2 separate regions of the Homo sapiens genome follow, and region 1 is linked to region 2. A link is a contact called in ENCODE Hi-C or POLR2A ChIA-PET data. All regions are on one chromosome and are shown on one strand. The core of a region is the stretch at or near the end of the contact, and the rest is flanking DNA. Distances in the headings are between cores, read along the strand shown. Region 1 overlaps LOC105369489 (a long non-coding RNA gene). Region 2 has its middle 150 kb from the start of LINC02550.

Region 1 (2,700 bases), core at 39-2,538, 58 kb before region 2:
GAGATCCTCAGCTAGGAAAATGAGACAGTGAACTGGCTAGGGAGGCAGAGTGGTTGCCAGGCAGCAGAAGGCACAGCTGAAGATGGTAGTCATAAACTTAATGAGACTAGTCAGTAAGATTATGTGTTTTTCTCCAAACATGTCCAACGCTACAGGCTCAGGTGAGGAAGAGGCAAAGAGGTGGATGTAACTAGGTTTCTCATTTAGCCAAGCAAATATGCCAAAGGAGAGGGACAAGGAAATTAAAAATACACTCAAGAATTACTGAATGGCCGTGGCGTTTTTAAATGAATAATGAATAAAAGGAGGCCATGCAAGAGGTAAGGGATGGTGAAACACTTGTATAGATCAATAAAACAAGATCTTGGTAGGAGTCAAAGTGTTGTTGAACTACTGGTGGTGGCAGGGAATTGGCAGGTAGAAGACGGTAGTGAGAGAATGGGATAGTTGAAATTGGGAAATGGAAGTCAATTACGTTTCTCAAGGTCATACAATGTTATGTTGCAGAGCTGGGAGTCAAACTAAGATCTCTCTAATCAAAGAGCCCACCCCAATATTTAAGCAGTGCACTCAGGACAGAGTGAGAGAGGCCTTAGTTCACAGAGGCACAGTTGGCTTTTGTGGTATCATTCATGCAAATGAGACCTCATGGCTTTCTGTGGCAAATATTTATAGCACCGCATGAGAATGGTAATGTAAAATTTCTTCTCCCTTTCTCCTCCCCCTCCTACTTCTTACAGAAATAGTAACTGGTTCAGATGGGCTGGGCTGGTTCCATGGAGAGCATATGTTTGCTGATGAGGAGAAACAGACAAAGCCAGCTAATGGGAAAACGTGGGGTCCCTTATGAGTTCGGGGTTTAAATATCAGTTTCTGGTGTTTGTGCCTGTGTGGTTTTCTCCATGAAAGTGATCATTATCTTTCTAGCTTGAGATCTCCCCTGGGGGTGCTTGGTGAGGGCACCCACCCTCTTTAGATATTAACCATTCTCTAACAGCAAAACCACGGACAGGTCTTGTGGTGTTATATGTGGGGCAGAGTTAAATACAAAACAGACACTGAGGCACATTGAAATCGTGAAGCCGACGACAGCCCAGGAATGCAGAGATTGAGGCCCAGTCTCCTATGCGACTGCTGACTGTAAGAATGTTAACTCTAAATTTCCTGAATGTTGTCAGATCACAGCAGGGAGTCATGCATCCTCCCTGTAACATTCTCTCTCTCTGTTCTCTTTCACACACACACACACACACACACACACACACACACACACACACACACACATCATAAAGCCTTGAGGAATGTGTTCAGGATTTATGCAAGCTGTGTGCCTGGAGACCACATACTCTGTGAGAAAAATAAAATCTCTAGTCCTGAGAGATGATAATGATCATTTAGATTAGAACCATAAAAAGGAAAGCCATAGGATTTACTCTTACTGTGAATCTTGGATATTTCTGAATTGCCACCTTTCAAATGATGACATAATTTTGTCAGTGCTACTTCTTTCCCCCTGGTTTTCTTGAGTGACTTAAGCAAAGGGCCAACTGTGTGTTTCCAGCATAGAGCCTGGCACATGGAAACTGCTTAAACAAATGCTATTGGATAAACCTAATGGTGGCTTAAGGTCATTACTCAGGGGTGGTTGGTGATCTTAGACTCCCCTACAAGTTCCATCAATCTCCTCTTCAAGTCACTCCAACTGAGTTTTTTTAAAATATGAGTTTGCAATGTAACCATAGCTTCCAAGAGAATTTTCTGGAAAGAAAAAAAAAAACCACCTCCATGTTGCCCCAACCAGATTGTCATCCCGAAGACCCCCATATACAGAATGCTGGAGCTGTCCCCATCTCTCTTATGACCATTCCTTCCTCCCTAGTAGGTAATGATGGCTTGCCTGAGATAATCCACACTGGTGTACAGGAGTGATGGGTCTTACACCTAATAGCTCTATGACATCTTGGAGGCAAGTTTCTGAACCTTAATGGAACCTAGGTTTCCTTATCTGCAGAAAGGAATAAGAATATCAACATCCTATAGTGGTTTTCAAGAATTATTATAACGGATGCATAGTACTCAATGAGAGGTTATAAGCAATATCCCTCATATGAAATATAGGTCCAATGGTAATTCTGGATGAATGTTGCCTCTTTCAAGGAAAATATTTTCATTGTATCAGGGACCTAGTGATTGTAACAGACTCATAGTGATTTCCAGGAGGGAAATCTCTGCTTTAATTGAGGGTGCTAACAACATAGTGATAGTGGGAGTGAAAGTTTTAATGATGGTTTTTAAGTGAAGCTCTTCTTTCACACTATATTGGGACTGATTGTTTCTGGTGGGGTTTCAGTGAGTGGAACTTTCTGTGAGCCTCAGAGTCATAACCAGTGGGGTCTGCACAAAGAGGGGCTTGCCCTTCATTGAGGCTACTGGCTCTGTGCCTTCCTGAGCAATACATGATACCCCCATTGGGAAGGCAGTCCTGTTATGTCCAGGGCACTTCTTGCCAACAGGAGGCCCCTCCACCCTGGGATAAGCAGAGAGAAGAACCTATGCTTTCTTTAGGCATGCACAGCATCCTTATTCCAGAGGTTGTTGCTCAGTGACATACCAGACCAGAACTCCCTGAATCAGGCACCAGGCTGTGAGCAGACTTGTAGTTTGAAAAAGTTATGCAGGTGATTCTGGCATGTTTTCTCA
Region 2 (2,700 bases), core at 21-2,520:
CAGTTTAAGGGCATGGCAGTAGATGTAATTACCTTGACAGGATGTTCAGAAAGAGAAGTCAAGGAAGGATTGACTTCTGAGAGACACCAATATTTAAAGGGCAAGCAAAAGAATGCCTAGCAAAGGACTATCTGTTTCCTTCCTTGAACCTAGGTATGGTTTCAAAATCCCTCACTTGTGACCCAAATTGCTATTTCAAGATGAAGAACATTCCATCTCTCATTCAAGGGGCAAGGAACTAGGTTAAGTAAATGTTATTGAGTCATATGCTGAACAGCTGTGTCCTTCTCCAGCCCTATTTCTCACCACTATTCTGCAAGAAACTTTGGCTTTTGCCAAGTCTCTCCACCCTCCCCAATTACGTACTCTGTTTTCCACCTCCACCTCCACCCCTACACTTCCATTCTGCGGCCTTTGCTTATGCTGATCCTCCTATCTGGACTGTCCTCTCCGTTCTTTATCTACCTGATGTTCATTTGGTCTCCAATGCTTCTTCTAAGATCCATCACTTGCATGCAGTCTTCCTCAGTTATTCCAATCCACACTGACATCCCTGTCCTCTGATGTCTAGGGATTTGTGGCACCCACACTTATATTGCCTTTTTGTTTGTTTGGTTATTCTCAAATTGACCTCTCAGCGAGAGGGTGCTCCTTGATCAAAGGAATTATGGACTGAGAATCTATGGCCTAAACACTGGTGTCTTAGCTCCCAAAATTCATAATGAGTTTATGCAAACTTTTATGCCCCCTCCCCTGAGCACCCCTTCCCCACTCTCTTCTTAGAGACTTCCTGGCTGGAGGAAGAGTCAAGCGTTAGCTTTGGCCTGGGTGGTCTGGCTTTATCTAGATGAGCAGGACAGCTACTAAACACTGAAAGGTCTCCTGTGGCTTGAAAGAGTTAAAATACCTCCTGGAGGGTCCAATTTCCAGAGAGCTAACTCTTTCAAAGCCAAAATTGGCAAAGATAATCTACCCCCAAGCTGGAAAATGTAGTTAAAAAGTCAGTGGAGGATAGGGCAAGGAAAAGATATTGGTAAAGAAAATGCCTTTTCTTTCAAATGGGTTGAGTTGGTAACTTGAAGACACAGACTTAGACAACAGGACTCTTAATCCTGAAAACTTTGGAATGTGATTGCAGAGTCTGGGTATTGGGGACGAAGGTGCTCCTGGGCTAGGGAAGGGCAGGCTGGGGAAGGGCCAGGCAAAGCCATTGTATCTGGTCATTGAGAAGATTGGTGTGTGAGAAATGAGGCCTCTTGGCTGCAGCTGTCCCCTGGGGCCCATTAGGGCATTCACACTGTGTGACGACTGAGAACAGGCAGGTCCCTAAGCCAAGACCCAGGCCCAGGCCCAGGTTCATAGAATTCTGGGTGTTCCCAGAGTTTGATAGAAGCCAAATGTTTTCATTTCTTATGAAAATTCCTTTCAGAACAGCCTGTTTAAGATGAACTCAGTCGGTGCTAGTTCTGCTTTGCATAGGAAAGTCTTTAATGCTAAACAGGATGTTTTCAAGAAAGAAGGGACAATAACAATATTACTAAATAGACCATTTAGAGTCACTTCCATGTGCCAGGCAAAGTGTGAGGGCATTTATGAACATTCCCACTCCCATGGAAGCTGGGTGCCTTTATCTCCATGTTGCAGATTAGCTAACTAGAGTCGAGGAAGGTGAAATAGGCTAGTGGCTAAAAACCTTGGAGCAACATAGATTTGTTTTCAGATCAACATAGATTTGTTTTCAGATCCCAACTCCATCATATCTTTCATTGAAATCTTTCCTGAGGGCCTATTGTGTGTGCATGGATTGGGGATGCACATCACTTAAGAAGACAGACAAGGTCCCTGCCATCACTGAGTGTACATTTTGTCCTGGAGTGGGAAGGGAAGAGAGGAGCGGAACTGATAGAGCAAACATTCAACAAGATAATTTCAAATGGAGATATTATGAGTAAAAACAAAATAATGTGAGCAGGAGGGGAGTGGATAGCCAGATGCAATTTCAGATAGTGATGTATCCTAGGTCACATGGCACTTACGTGCTGGTTAAAAACTACTTAACCTCTCTGGGCCTCCGTTTTTTCATCCATAGAGTGGGTACGTCAGTAGCTCTCACCTCATAGTCACTTCCAGGATTATGTAAACTGTGAAGTTCCTGGCACACAGTAGGTGCTTAATAAGTGCCAGCTCATTGGTATTATCAGGCAAATCACTTCCATTTACAGGCCACCACCCTCCTGTGAACACACTTGTCTTTTATACATTATCTTGTTTGTTTCCAAGTCACTGCTGTAGAGGTTTGGATAGTTGCAGAGCTTTCTCTTGATTATAAACTCATCTGTATTCCCTCTCCCTCTGCCTCCTGGGACCCTGGGTTGACAGGGACCGAACAAAAAGCTTGAGAAAGTGCTGCTGGCTGGGGGTGATGTTCCAAGTGAAGAGAGATGGGGAGAGACAGGGAGGGAGGGAAAGGGAGCATTCAGTGAACACCCACTAATGAGGTAAGTTTATAGGTCCCTTTGTCCTAGATTCTCTCTTTTCTTCCTCCACCCCAACCTGCCACCTGGAATTCTCACTAACTGCTACATCCATTCTGCACGGATTTTTGGTCTCCAGGGAACAGAGCTTTATTAAATATAAGCATGTCACCTAAGAAAAGTGGGGGCATCTATTACTCAGTCCATAGAGGTGAGTCCATCAGGT

Evidence for each region. Hi-C counts contacts between places; a loop is a spot of excess contacts on that map. ChIA-PET counts read pairs that join two places held with the same protein, here RNA polymerase II (POLR2A).
Region 1: a loop to region 2 is called in a map of right cardiac atrium, with 4 times the contacts of the local background. The contact joins two enhancer-like sites. A Hi-C loop is called at or near these places in 1 of 168 maps with a recorded cell type or tissue (right cardiac atrium). POLR2A ChIA-PET finds 5 or more read pairs at or near these places in 3 of 52 experiments (HEK293, WTC11 and activated T-cell).

The regions. Positions count from the first base shown.
Region 1 is chr11:111,003,724-111,006,423 of GRCh38, reverse strand. All of the region lies in intron 2 of LOC105369489 (a long non-coding RNA gene), which reads left to right. Among named protein-coding and RNA genes, the nearest start is that of LINC02550, 92 kb to the left of the region's middle. Within about 2 kb of position 1,288, at least 3 of the 41 ENCODE cell types and tissues checked have a DNase peak (open chromatin) inside an H3K27ac peak, as active enhancers do.
Region 2 is chr11:110,945,891-110,948,590 of GRCh38, reverse strand. No RefSeq gene overlaps it. Among named protein-coding and RNA genes, the nearest start is that of LINC02550, 150 kb to the left of the region's middle. Within about 2 kb of position 1,270, at least 2 of the 41 ENCODE cell types and tissues checked have a DNase peak (open chromatin) inside an H3K27ac peak, as active enhancers do.